2 separate regions of the Mus musculus genome follow, and region 1 is linked to region 2. A link is a loop called in an ENCODE intact Hi-C map of the cell type or tissue named here. Cell type or tissue: left cerebral cortex. All regions are shown on one strand. Links, peaks and the distances in the headings refer to the core of each region. The heading gives the core; the rest is flanking DNA.

What was found. A loop is a pair of places that touch in the nucleus more often than their neighbours do. Peaks named below come from ENCODE experiments on the same cell type or tissue, not always from the same donor. Only the 100,000 strongest peaks of a DNase experiment are listed, where the experiment ranks them.
Region 1: a loop joins it to region 2, with 7 times the contacts of the local background. A loop is called at or near these places in 3 of 42 quality-filtered maps.

Annotation. Positions count from the first base shown.
Region 1 is chr2:117,303,847-117,311,317 of GRCm38, forward strand. Rasgrp1 (RAS guanyl releasing protein 1) reads right to left here. Exons shown (of 17, transcript NM_011246.3): 3 at 1,932-2,037. Among named protein-coding and RNA genes, the nearest start is that of Rasgrp1, 35 kb to the right of the region's middle. In left cerebral cortex, for the core only: no CTCF peak of the experiment used is centred there; a DNase peak (open chromatin) is centred at 4,408; H3K27ac peaks cover 2,291 bases.
Region 2 is chr2:117,376,735-117,384,205 of GRCm38, forward strand. No RefSeq gene overlaps it. Among named protein-coding and RNA genes, the nearest start is that of Gm32020, 21 kb to the left of the region's middle. In left cerebral cortex, for the core only: no CTCF peak of the experiment used is centred there; DNase peaks (open chromatin) are centred at 4,151, 4,740, 5,210 and 5,321; H3K27ac peaks cover 1,694 bases.

The DNA of each region.
Region 1 (7,471 bases), core at 2,235-6,234, 72 kb before region 2:
AGGTATGAGCAAAGTCCACTGGGCCTGGCAGCTGGGAGGCCACAGCAACAGCAGAGGAAAGTCTGAGTGCTTGGGTAGCAGCCGCAGTCATGCTTAGCAGCTAGTGGGAGTAGAGATTGGAGATTGTGAAGGCAGACTATTTAAGAAGGTTTCACATCAAATTTCTAATCCTAACAGTCGAATAAAGGGGAAACAGGGTTAAGAGTTTATTTTTAGATGAGGGACATTTGAATGTGTCATGGCTGGGGAGCAGGTGCCACTGAAAGTCTGAGCAACAGCACAGAGGGGCGGGGGTAGAGTGTGGAGGATGTGATGGGCGGGCAGTGTAGGGGTTGCTGCAGAAACAGCATCCAGCGGTGCCCCAAAGGAGGCCACTCAAGTGCATGTAGTCCCGAGACCAGCACATTTTGAGGAAGGAGTGCTTAATTGCTGGTGTTGTTCACAGTTGCTGGTGCACAGAGTCATAAAAAAACAGGTTGAATTGGTTTGAAACGCTCCGCAGAGGCGGTGTCTACTCATCACAAGTATCTCTCATTAGGTGGCCCTCCCAACGCTCTACCCTGGTATACGGGTCTCTGAGATGGAAGATACAGCTTTATGGCAGTTCAGAGAAGGGCTGTTGTGTTTCCTTTTTCTATGCCAGATTGTAGTGTTTCTTGTGTTTCCTGGAAAAGGATTTGCACAGTCACATGTCCTGACTCAGCCCCAGAGACCTGGGCCTCAGGCGCTAGCTAACTGGTTTCATGTTTCTGACTGCACTTTTCCTTTGAGGACAATGGCTCACAGTATCACCAGCATTTTGAAGGAGAAAGCAGGCAACATCCATATCCTACTACAGGAGGTCTGACATAGGATTTTCCCTGTCCAATTTCATTATTGCAGGGGAGGCTTGTGATTGGACAGGGAAAAGGGAGGCAGACCGAAGAGTTACAGAGACAGAGAGGTCTCAGGAGGAGGGAGAAGAAGAATGGAGGCTGACATGGTGTTATCAAAAGCTTATAATAATTGGGTTAAAGCGTTATCATTATCAATTTTCTCTGAAATTATTTATTGGCATCTTGTAAAGTGTGATCTTATTGATACATAAATCTAATTAATTAACTATAAGCTTGAGTCTTGATTTTACCAGGTTATTAAACCGTGAGGATGGTGGATCTATTTGGCTACTGGAGTATGGGACTGCTGGTTACAAGGGATTATAGCAGAGAGGGAACTAGTGGCTCGCAGGACAAGTTAGACAGATGCTGAGGGGGCTAGCTCCAGAGAGTTGGCAGCTACGGTGGCAGGAGCATGGGAGCATGATCAAGTCTTGCAGAGAGTTGGCATCTATGGTGGCAGGAGCATGGGAGCATGATCAAGTCTTGCAGAGAGTTGGCGGGTTCAATTTTTAATATTTCCCACAACAGAGGTCCACATCGAGCAAGGTCTAACTAGCCCACAGTTAGTAATACAGTCTAGACCAAGAAGGCAATGTAGTACAGATCATGTAGCTAAACCTTTTCTCAGAGCCCAGGAGGGCTGAAGAACTCACAAGAAGTCCCGCAAGAAATGCACCATTCAGGATTCACAGTTGTCCTGGTAAGCCTGTGCAGCCTGAATATAATTTGCAACTAATGTATAATGAAAGATTAAAAAAATAATAGGCGATATTAATGTTACCTGCATTTGTATATTGACTTTCTTGACCATCTACCACAGAGAGAAATCTGCATAAATAATATTGTCTTACCTAAAGGAAACTACACACACAGGTGCAGACATATATAAACACACAGATTTGTGCACACATACCACACACACACCATTGCTCAAACACACAACCACATCCTTACAGGGAGAGTTAAAGGCACTTAATGCTCACTTTTACTCCAAATTAACTAAAATGAAAGCACACTTGAAGCAGCGGCATACTTTCTGATGCCCAAGGATATAGATTCATGACTTTTTGTAGCAGCTCGGCTGAGGAGATGATGATCCGGTGCATGGTTAGCATGACTTGTAACAGTTGGTTATTCCGACACAGGTTTCCATCCGCATCTGAAAGTGCAAAGAACAGCATGTGAGTCTCTCAGAAAGAGATGGGGGGTAGGGTGGGGGGTGGGACCCTGACCCTCTTTCAAAACTCCAGGGGACAGACAGCTTAGGGCTGTTCAAACACAGCTCTTTCAGCTGCCAGCACCTTCACCTTGTCTTTCCTCCTGGATTTTACCATCCTCCTGTACCCCTTGCCTATCCCTAATTGATTATGAAGCAAGAGGTGATAGTGTCTTATCAAAGGATAAAGTCTACATCCAGATGGAAAGCAGAGGTAGCTGTGGGATTTATGGAACCCACCATTTATGCAATTGGGGGTTGAGAGGGACTTTCTCTAGCATCAGAGTAGGAAGCCACAGGATTAATATGTAGTTAGAATAAATATCTTTCAAAAGTTTTACAAAGGCACATGGCTAGTTGGGTGCATTTCTAGGGCTGTCTCCTGGCCTTGGACACGCAAGTGAGGGTTCTCAAGTCCAAGTTGTCCTATTACTAAGGTCCCTGTGGTGAAATGAAAGTAAACATTACATATGAAGAGTGGTGGTGGACTTTGAGGGGCCATGATGATTTGCAAAAAGCACCACTAGCTGCGTATTTCCACATCCCATTGGGTAGCAAGCTGTGTTCTATACAGTAGCATGGAGGGTAAAGATGCCCTTTGGCGTGCTTTTCAGAACTGCCTTTGTTTCTATGGCATGGAATGTCAGGGGTTGTGCTGCTTATTTCTACCCTGTCTACTCACTGACTTTCACCATGAATCTCATTAGTCAGTAACACTTGCTAGCTGGGCTCCACTTGGCTTTAGTCTTTTGAAACAACCAGCAAGGAATGGGAGGAGAAAGAAGTTCAGGTTGTTTCTTTCTCATTCCTCTCTGCTTTGACCTGTTTTCTACCTCCTGAGTGAGTTGTCCCTCATGGCTAAGATGCTCTCTGGTCTCTCAGTCTTATCTCCTAACTTATTGGACCTAAGGAATGACTGCTGGTGGTTCAGTACTTCTGGTGTAACATCTTTCAATTTCATGCTTATCTCCACAAGTAGATCTATCTATATCTATTTCTATCTATCTATCTATCTATCTGTCTGTCTGTCTGTCTGTGGTGGTTTGTATATGCTCAGTTCAGGGAGTGGCACTATTAGAAGGGGTGGCCCTGTTGGAGTAGGTGTGTCACTGTGGGTTTCAGCTTTAAGACCTTCATCCTAGCTTCCTGGAAGCCAGTATTCTGCTGGCAGTCTTCAGATGAAGACGTAGAACCCTCAGCTCATCCCGCACCATGCCAACTCGGATGCTGCCATGTTCTCGCCTTGATGATAATGGACTGAATCTCTGAATCTGTAGGCCAGGCCAAATTAAAAGTTTTCCTTATAAGAGTTGCCTTGGTCATGGTGTCTGTTCACAGCAGTAAAACCCTAACTAAGACTCATCTATCTATCTATCTATCTATCTATCTATCTATCTATCTATCTATCTATCTATCTGAACTACTGTCCATCTATAATACTTTTGAAAATACATTGTAAAAGTAGTGATCATTTTCATTCTGTTCAGTAAGTTGTAAGTACAAAACATGGTCTCAGAAGTCCTGAATCCCCAAATGCTGATTTAAAATCACATGTCACTGAGAAAACTTGAGTGCTTACTGGCTCTCTATAGCCCTCATTGCTTGCCTCCCCTTTACCATGGAAGGGCATGTGGAAGCCTACATCTCCTCTCTGTTCCCTTCTCCTCTTTACAAGACTGCTAAGCTTATTTATGCTGGTGAGCCTTCAGTATCCACATTTTCCCTGTTGGTTTTTATGCCCACTGACATTTAACTGTGCTCCTGTGTTTTCTACATAAACCAAAAGTAAATTGATGCTGCATCTCTACATTTATGTTTTCCTCTTCTTCAAGATCTCAGGGTCCCTCAGGGTTACCCCCTTTTTTTCTTCCAGCCACTTGTCAACAATTCCATTTCAACTTCTGTCTCCACAAGTCTGTTTATTGGATAGTTGGGTTCTGCAGGATCTCTGTGCTTAGCCCAGGTTGGTCTTGGACTGGAGATCTTGCCTTAGCCTCCCGACTGCTGGAAGCCCAAGCATGAGCTACCACAACTAGGCTAACTATTTAGTTTCCAAGGTTATCAACCAGCTCCATACTTCATTAGCTCCCCTGGCCTCATCTTACTTCATGATCAGTTAGTCTTCAGTCCAACCGAAGCCACACTGATGAGTCTCCTCCCGGAAGCTTTCTTCTCTTGGCTCCATCTCTCCACACTCTGTCACGTCTCTCTCAGGCTCCTCTTCTGTCTCTTCTCCCTCTGCTAAGCTCTTAAATGTCAGCTTGTGCTACACTTTAATCCTCCCACTTCTTTCTGCTAACATTTTTTTTAATTGAAAACTTCTTAAATTTTAAATTAAAAAAGTGAACTCTTTGCCTAGATGAATTAATCTAGGCTCTGACTAACACCCTCTCTACACAAATATCTGCCAACTTCTGTTTTCAGCACTGAGCACAGACTTGATATGTCCAGCAGCAGCAGCATCTCCACAAAGGCCTAAGTCATAGAGAACTCATCCAGACAGAACTCTTGACTTCTTCTCTGGTTTATTTCTCCTCCACCCTTCGTCATCTACAGAAATGGCACCACCAACCAACCTCTGAGTCATTAAAATTAAACCTAGAATTCACTTGCAATTCTTCACTTTCCCTCGTTCCTGATCCATCAGTGAGTCTTGGTTGTGTTTCTAAAACACGCCTGTAACCTTCCCACTTCTCTCTAGCTTTGCTATCTCTCTAGAGTAGCCACCATGATGCAACAAGAAACCTGGTCAGCTTCCTTCTGCTCTTTTCTAGCCACAATCTCTTCTCCACACAGCTCCCAAAGCCTGGGAAATCAGGTCCCATTCTTAGAATGATCCAAGCTACATAGTCTTTATGGTGGCCAGCAGAGCTCTGCATGTCCTGGCCTCTTTGAATATGGCTTACTTCATTTTGAAATATTTTCCCCTTCTGTACTTCTGCTTCCACTACAAATACTCTGAGCCTGCTGCTAGATTATGGCCTTTGCATTTTCTTTGGCCCTCAATGCTATCTTTTCCCCCACTGGATCTTTCATAGCACACAAGTCTCATTTCATAAGAGTTCTTCCTCGGTCTACCTAATGTAGCCATTGCTCTGCTTGAATTTCTTCATAGCACATATGATCTGGTTGTCCCATTAGTCTTTAAAAATGTTCAACTTTCTACATTTTCAATAGAATACAGATTTTCTAAGTCCTGAGTCTTGTGTATTCCCCACCACCCACCCCCAGTCTATTTTCAGAGTCTGGTCAGAGTGCTGACAGATGGTGTGTACTCCAAGAACATGGGCCAAATAAGAACATGAACTATGCCAAATAGGAATCCCCCTGACGATTTGTGTCTCTTAGGTAAGTCACTTGGCTTTTGCCATTTGGTAAGAACATTCCTATGAAATGTTCGTTCAACTTGATTATGGTTTTGTAAATGTCCCACCCATAAATTCTTTGAAATTTGTATTCTGGTAAGATAGGATGAGGATGGGAACTGTTTTCTGTATGTATGTCTTATGCCCTGCATCTACGGGTCTTTGCTCTGCTCATAGCTTTGGCTATGTGCTGGTTGACACAGGTACCTTTGTTGAGGGCCAGATCCTATAGGTCTCCAGGTTTCCTTGGACCAGTAAGCTGGTATGAGTGGGTTCTTGTCATGATGACAGGACAATGGAAGCAACATGGGAATATCCATGGCCTCCTAAACTATGCTGGGAAGTGGCCCGCTGTCATTTGCCTCATTCTGTTGGTTAAACAGGTTATGTGTTTGAGTCTGCAGTGGAAGGACAGGAACTTCAAGTCATGGGAATCATTAGACAGACAGAGGGGGAAATGAGGACAACGATATGACGAAAACAATGAGAGCTACGGGGAAACTTTTCAATGCAACATTTGACAAATGTGATTTACAAAATGCTTTTCTTGGGAAAAGTGGTAGTGTTCATATTCCTCAACACCGTGGTGAAAGGCAGGAGAAGCTACACACTATACCTAATGGGAGGCACACACTAGCATGGTCAGACAAATTTATTCAGGATGGACTGCCCCTAAGACTTGCTATCCCCACATTTCCTCATGGCTGGGCAAACATCTTCCCATGGTTATTCACATAGGATGGAAGGGTCCCAGAAGTATCCTCAGTGAGATCATGCAGGGTCTTTGGAAAGATTCACAGATCTAAAAGGGCTTACCATGGAGATTAGACAGACACTGAAAGTGTCTTCAAATATTTTATATTACTTGTTAGAAAGTTTAGATTCATTCTGTGAGATCACAAAAGGTAGCACCCGAGTTGATGGACAGACATAACAAGAAACAGAATTTGGCTTAACAGGTGGCAGAAAAGTTATTCACACCCAATGCTGAAAGCATTCCTATCACAGAGAACTTGGAGTCTGGAGATGATACCCAAAGAGTATGCTGGCATAGTGATTCTTGTTTACTAAAGTCCTTTGCAGACCAAGGCTATGCTAAGCATGGTACTGTGATTTCTAATTCTTAGAACAACCCAACATGTAGTTCACAACTTACAGGAGAGGAAATTCAAGGGTAGAAGGGTTGGGTAATATGTCCTAGATCAAAAAGACAGTGGGGCATAGAGGGAAGGATCTAGCCCAGTCTGCTTGATTCCAGAACTTTTTAAATTTCCTACGTACCTGGCTGCATGCTGTGTGGCCATCCGTCAGCCCAAGGGATTCATGTATTAAATGTGAAGCAGACTCAAGTGCTTTAAGAACATGTTTGACCCTCTGACTCTAGATTCTAGAAATGGTGCAAGAAAGCCTAGTTGGACTCAACCTGCATATAGAAAAATAACCTTTGTATTCTGATGATTTCTAGAAGTCTCTTATATGTCATGGTTGCTCCATCCTGATCTTGAATGTTGTCTTTAAGATGCCAGGGATTCTTGCCCAAGATACACAGGCATCTTCACACTCCCTGCCCCCATACCCTTTCTTCTACAGCTTCAGTAACATGCCCACATGGTGGTTTGTGAATCACACATGCTTTCTGTGGCAGTGAGAGCTGGAGAATGGTAAGGTCAGGAGGGGATGGCTCACTCAGTAAAGGAAGGCAGGGATGAATCGAGGGGAAGAACAAAGAGAAGTACTTTCTCTGTACACCTAGACAGGGTGTCACCTCTTCTCCCTTCCTGGTTCTCCTTTTTCTATGACATTGGCTTAGTCTCTTGCCCCTGCCCTACCACCATCTTTCTCCCACATGACCTTTGATGACTAGATAATCTCACCAAGGGAGCATTCCCTGCCTGCTCTCATCCCACAGAACAAACACTTCTTCAAGATGCTGGTCAGGGGGAATCTATCTACCTTCCAGGGTGCTGGATTTTATTTTGATAGTTTGTTATAATTGCTGTAAGCTGATTTAA
Region 2 (7,471 bases), core at 1,658-5,657:
ATAGCACATGGTGAATGAATTGTTATCTTCCTATGAACTGAGACAGTGCTAGGCCAGAGAAATGACTTGAACAAGACTTGGGTAATGTCTTTGAAGGATTTTCACACTAGATAGTAAGGCAAATAAGTGGGGGGAGAGGGAAACTAATATCATAAAATATGGTAAGAAATATTTGTAAGTATCTCGGGGGAGTGCTTGGGACAGAATTAATTGTGATGAGCAGGGAAGGGTATGTTTGTGTCAGGGGTTTATAGAGGAAATGGTCTTAAGAGAGGCATGTGAAGATTGGGAAATAATCAGAGTGCTTTCTTAGCTCATGAGGAGTGTTGAGGTGAGTGTAGATCTTGAAGGATGTGGAGGGGAGGTATAATGCCAAGTGAGAATGTTTGTGACTTCAGCAGAGCTTATGGTACATAGAGATTTAATGGAACTTCTTAAGACAGAGAAGGTCCTGTGCTGAACAGAGAGGAGAAACTCCATACAATAGGTGCAGAGATGTATTGGCCAATACCTAGGGATGGAGCCAAAAATAACATGTATTTGCCAGGTCAATGGAGAATGCAGGAGAGATGGGTCTACCAGATGACCCACATGAAGAACCACAACATTCTACATGGGAAGAGTTAAATCACAGAGGGAGACAAGGAATGGTGGCTGCTAGTAGCTGGGGAGGAAAAAGTGGGGTGTTACAGTTTGACGGATTTAGAGTTTCTGTTTTACCAAGTTGACAAGGCCTTCTCTGAGGTTCCCTCACAGGGGATGTGCTGGAAAGGCTTATTTTATTTTCTCTGTGCTCCTTAGAGTGAATGCTTTCTGACTTCCAGAAACTAGCCATCTACAAACTACATTTTTCTCAACTCCCTGGTAGCTTCCCTTCCTGAACTGGTTCAATTTTGATGATTCTGGAACATTAACATACACTTTAGAAGAGAGAGATGGACTGGGACCATACTACTTGGCTAGTCTGTGGGGCATTTAGCTTTTCTGAGGCAACTCTTCTGAGGGGATCTATGTATTTGAGTGGGTGATGGAGGCAGTGTACGGGCCACTCTCATGTCATCAGATATCATGGGGCAGACAGGAATTAATGACATGAGCTGGCAGCACTTTAGGGCTTGTACTCATATTTAAGTCCCTTCAACACTGAGAGCAGCTGGTGATTTTCTGCAGGAGGAGGAGACCTTTGGGTCTCTGTGCTCATACACCCAGATCCGCAGGGTCTAGTTTCCCCATTTCCTCTCTTCCATTTCTTCTCCCCTTCCTCTCTCAGCATCCCCTTCTGTAAGAGTCCGAACTTTATAATGCTTTTGACTTGCTGGTCAGTCAAGTTGACTTACAAAGTAAAGTTTTTGGTTCACATGTAGCTCAGATCTCAAGATCCAGAGATTTACCCTTAACCCAGTTCAGCCTTACGTATCAGGGATTGAGACTCTTCCTGGCAAGTACACCAGTGGTTAATTAAACATGGAGCCTACAATTAATTTGCTGTCTTAAGATCTGTGTTTACTCCACATACACTTATACAAATCTACTGTCTGTCATCACAGTAAATCTCCCTTTCTCTGAGTTCTTTTGCTCTTGGATAACACTGCCATGATCTCTCTTGAAGTTAGAACTTTCCACCAATTTACTGCAAGCTAGAAGCTGTACTGCCTATATAGCTCAGTTAGCAACTGGTAGTCATTTCTCTCAACGAGCAGTTGCCGTATTTGAACTTACTTCCTTTTTATTACAGTTATTTGTGTGTGTGTGTGTGTGTGTGTGTGTGTGTGTGTGTATGTGTGACAGTACACAATTGCAGGTCAAAGGACAACTTGGGGAAGTTGACTACCTCCTTCCACTATGCAAGTTCTGGGATTCGAACTCAGGTTATCAGGCTTTTTACCCTCTCGGTCATCTTGTTGACCTGTCTTTTTCTTTTCTTTTCTTTTCTTTTCTTTTCTTTTCTTTTCTTTTCTTTTCTTTTCTTTTCTTTTCTTTTCTTTTCTTTTCTTTTCTTTTCTTTTTTTTCTCTTCTCTTCTCTTCTCTTCTCTTCTCTTCTCTTCTCTTCTCTTCTCTCCTCTCCTCTCCTCTCCTCTCCTCTCCTCTCCTCTCCTCTCCTCTCCTCTCCTTTCCTTTCCTTTCCTTTCCTTTCCTTTCCTTTCCTTTCCTTTCCTTTCCTTTCCTTTCCTTTCCTTTCCTTCCCTTCCCTTCCCTTCCCTTCCCTTCCCTTCCCTTTCTTTTCTTTTCTTTTTTTTTTTTCTCAAAGATCAGCTCTTTGTTGGGATCTGGAGGACTTCCCTACCCATTCCCGTCTCTTCTCTTTATCTTTAACAGCCAGTCTCTTGATCTTCTAACTCCATCTTACAGTCTATTTTACAGGGGACTCTAGTGACCCCTTTCATAACAGTCCTCTTTCTTTGGAGGCATTATCTACACATTTTTCACATAGGAACCTTTCCTACTCACCGGTGACTCTTTTCTCTGGATCAGACTGCCTGTATTTGACCTTTTTTCTAGTCCCACTACAGTCCCAGCATTAAAGGAGGTGATGAGGAACCCATGGGAGTTATTGGCGTAAATTAAGGAAGATAGTGAGTAATTGGCAATTGACCAAAAGCCGTATTCCTAACCCTGACCAACACTCATGGAAGTGGACCATACATTGGACATTAAGATAGTCTCCAGTGGGCACAGGTATGCAGCCTAGCTCTTAAAGGAAGGATGGTGACTTTGCTAGACATTTCAATAACCTCCTTGTAGACCCAACACCTCGTAGGAGCCCAATAAACATTGTGTAAGGGAAAATGCATGTCTGGAAACAAGGCAAATAATTACATGTTTGAAGAAGCTCTTTGGCCTAGAAATCTCAAAATAGAGCATTCCTATGCCTCTGGTTGGTAAAACAAGTAATCTGCTCATTTTCATGTCATGGTAAGAATAAAAATCGAGAAGAGAGAGAGAGAGAGAGAGAGAGAGAGAGAGAGAGAGAGCAGTCTAGGCTTTTCACAGGCCTCACTTCCTTGTCTATGAAACAGGAGATATAGTAACATAGTTCATAAAGATCTACAAAGATCTGTAAAGGTCTGACTCTCTGGGTTTCTGTGTCTAGGACATGTGGTCTACTGGACCACCTGCTTCCATGGCAGACATAGCTGACCTGGAAAGTGTCCCTCTATCACTGTTGGACAGATGTTCTCACATATCTAGGAGAGACAAAGAGTTAAGGGACTAGGAGGATCGTATGCTTATAGCAAGACAAAAGTAGCACTTGTGTATAAGATGAAGAATAGTGAAGAGAAGAGAATAAAATATTGGACACCTCCCATGCTTTCTGACCTTATAACACCCAAATTTGTCCTGAATTCATGAGGTGGATATTACAATCCTGGGTTTTAAAAATGAAGAGATAAGACTCAGTGATTTTACAACAGAAGGGCACACAGCTAATGGGTTAGTGTGGTTTATTTCAAAGCCAAAAGTCCACACTTGTGAGATGAGCTCTTCTTGCCCTTACTTGGAGAAGCAGACAAAAAATAGAGAGCCAAAGGAGCATGGTGAGTCTGGTAATTATCAGACATTGGATAGAGGGTAGAAAGTGGAGGGTGATGATAAGAAATGGAATATGAGTATCAGCCAGTGGTACTAGACTCGGTAAATCTACCAGGGGAGCTTTGTTTTGAAGACAGTTAAGATTCTTAGCTACAGTACAAAGGCCAACCTGGATTTAGAGTAAAGACAGACTTGAGTGAGGCTCACTGAATGGCTTCCTGGAAAACTGATGGGATCACCTTCCTCCTCAGCGAGTCCACTGACAGGGTAACATAATGTGAAGGATGCAGGATAAAGCAAGCCTGCTCTCTCTGGTAGTTATTACAAGAGATAGGTTACTGCAAAGAACACTACAGCATTTAGTCTTGGGGTGGGTGTTTAAGAGCACAGCTAAATGTCTGTTATCTTATGGATGAAATCCATTTCTTTAAGTCAGAAGAGAGACCTCATGTAGCTCAGGTTGGCCTGAAACTCTCTCCACAGCTCCTATTCTTCTCTGTTGCTGACACCAGACTCCTAGAGTCTCCAAGTGCAATCATCTCCCCTCTAGATCTCGACACTCTATGCCTCCTGAGGTATAGAGGCCTTGCATGTCTGTCTTGTCTTTTGCTTATCATACCTGCTGCTTCCATACCTGCTGCTTGCCACTTCATGGGTGTGATGCCCATTGCAGACTAAACCCACCCCAGGAAGCTGCCGTTCAAGCACCAGCTCTCAAATGTTGAAATAACAGCTCCTAAAAAAGGTATACCCATAATATTTAAATAGGATTCCTTTAATTGAGCATATGGGCAATAGAATAATTGACACATTCTCTTTTTTATTTTTTCATTTTCTTTTGCCTTAGTATTTTTCCTTTTATTCTCATTTTTTTTTTTGCATGTTTAAGCTTCTTCTCTATGACTAGAAATAGAGAGGTATAGAGATGATGGTGGTGGAGGTGATGATGATGTTGACAATGGTGGAAGTGGGGATTCACCAACATCTTAATAACTCCTATGCCAGGCATTTTGCAGACCTTTCCCTTTTGGATTCTTCTGGGAACTCCTTTAAAGGCTCCTTTTTTTTTCTTTAGTACCCTTTTTTTCTCTTGCCTCCCTCCTCCAGCTCCTCAGCTAGCTGCCACTAGTTAGATTAGTACCCATGCCATTAGCACAAAGCACTGTAAAGCATGCCTCTGTTTGTTTTTAGAAGTCTCCCTCTCCTCCCACAGCCACCTGCATCCCACACAACAGCTGTTAGGAAGAAAATCCCACAGAGAAAGAACTCTGAAGCCAAGAGGAGTTCCACACTGAAAATAACAGCCGATCTTGGCAAGGCTCCAGATCCCGCAGTTGCCCTTGTCCTTGACTTTACCTGCCTGAAACCTACTCAGGGACCTGAAAGAACCTTTGTGAAAACTCTGTGACCAGCACTCTCGTCCCCTGTGCTGAGGTGAATACCAAGGAGTATTTCCACACTCTACACAGTGCAAGGTTCTGTGTGAGACTTGGTTATACATGGGGTCAGGGTTCCCAAATCAGGACCGCCAAGTTACAAGGCAAAGGTAGGGGGAGACTGTGGGAATCAGCGAAGACAGCTCCAGGTCCCACCTCTTGCATCTCTCCTAGGTCTCTTACTGTTTTAGGAGAAGACTGGAGAGATGCATTTGCACTTTCGTTGGGGACTCTGAGTCCATCAGCAGTTCTTCATGGCTTAAGTCTTTGATGACTGTTGTTTTCTCCTTCTGCCTTTCCCCCTGTCTTTACTTCTTTCCCTCCCCCATCCTCTTCCATTTCTCTGTTCTTCCCCTGTCCTCGTCTGTAAGTCCAGTAGCTACCAACCGATTCCCTTGCACACAGCAACAGCTTCCTCAATATACTGTTTAAAAACATGACTGCTACGCTAAACTCCCTGGAGCAAAATGGGAGGAAAGCCATCTTTTTTCTTCATTGATGAGCCCCAGGGGAAAACTGTTCCTTTTCTCCCACCAGCACATGAACAGTGGGCTGAAGCTCCCAGCTACCTACTCCTTTCTTAACCGCCCCCTCCACCAGAGCTTCTGAGAAATGGAGACAGAAATCAGCTGTGTTTCCTGGCCATTCTGCTCTCCCAGCCTCTTACCTTGTCATATTTTACCCAAGCTATTTATCACAAGGTCTACCCAACAGAATAGAAACAATTAGCACTTAATGAGTGAATGCCATTTATTATTCTCATAATCAATTAGGACATTTAATTAGGTATTTAAAACTGAATTAAATTTTGAATAAAAAAAATAGAGATAGGGTCATACCATGTAGCCTGGGCTAGCCTGGGGCTTACTTTGTAGACCAGGTTGGCCTTAGAATCACAAATATTCACCTGTCTCTGCTTCGCCAGTGTTGAGATTAAAAGCATGCACTACCAAATTATGAATTTTTTGAGGGTACTTAGGAAGGATTGGTGTAGCTTGTAGTGGCTACGAGGCCAGTGTTTCACTTTGAAAGGGTTAGGACCATACAAAGTCACACTTACTGGACTCAGAGGCAGAGACTGATTCTATTTTTTTTTTTTTTTTTTTTTTTTTTGGTGAGGAGTTGGAGATAAGTTTGGCAAATATCATTTGCCTCCTGCTTTCAAAATTTACCTGAAACTAGAAACTCATAGAAACTAGAAACAAAATTTGTTATGGACCCATTGTTGTATAAAGAAATGTAAATCAGACACTTGTACATGCTGGATACTTCCTGAGCCAGAAGCTGAATTTGTGAGGGATTTCCCAGTGCCATCTCAGAAGGGCAGACACAGGCGCTTCATTCACTCACAGCTCCCAAGTAGCCGTGGGATTGAGATGGAAGCAGCTAAGCATGGAGTTCCAGGAAAGGGAAGGAATTATGTAGAAGTTTCTTCCTGTTTTGTCTCTGAAGCCTGGCAGGTAGGTGATATTGCTAGGACTCTTGATGCATAGGCAGCAGCACCAAGTGTGTGTGTGTGTGTGTGTGTGTGTGTGTGAGAGAGAGAGAGAGAGAGGGGGGGGGAGAGGGGGAGAGGAGGAGAGGGGGAGAGAGGGGGAGGGTGAGGGAGAGAGGGAGGGAGGAGGAGGGAGGGAGAGAGAGAGGGAGGGAGGAGGAGGGGGGAGGGAGAGAGAGAGAGGGAGGGAGGAGGAGGAGGGGGAGGGAGGGAGGGAGGGAGGGAGAGGGAGAGAGAGAGAGAGAGAGAGAGAGAGAGAGAGAGAGAGAGAGAGAGAGAGAGAGAGAGAGAGAGAGAGAGAGAGAGACTGGGAGACTGGGAGACTGGGAGACTGGGAGACTGGGAGACTGGGAGACTGGGAGACTGGGAGACTGGGAGACTGGGGATCAAACCCAGAGCCTTGCACATCTTAGGCAAGTGCACTGAGCTGGCTACTTAATAGTAATCAGCTGGAGTTGCTAGCAGCTTGAATTTATTTGGCATGATGTTTACATTCTATTACAGCAGCTTTGGATCAGACTTAACTCTGAGCAGGTTTGAATTCCAAATCAGGAACTTGGAAGATGAAGGAAGGACGTGAAGCACTGCAGTCATATATTTCTAGATTTTAAAAAGGATATGAAGAAAAAAATGTATTGTATGCTTCATCATGTAGACCCAGTAACAGGAAAACAGCAGAGAAGACCCTGGAGAGCCAAAACCATGCTCTAGTCTGAGAGGGCCTGCCATAGGATGGGGCTTTCTCCACATGGAATGACGGGGATCAGGAGAATTCTGGTGGCATTTGTCAGCAGGAGAGCACAGCAGTATCCATATGGTGCTTTAGAGCTCAGAGCCCCACCTTGAGGCAGGCAGCCATTTCCCTGATACCCAGAGGGGTGTTCCCATTTCTTAAGTGCCTGCCTAATTCCTACTCACCTCTCTCTGGGGTCTGCTTCTCACACAGCTAGCTTGCTTACAGAAATTCAAATTAAGCTGTATCTTAAGCTGCCTGGCATTCTCCCAGCA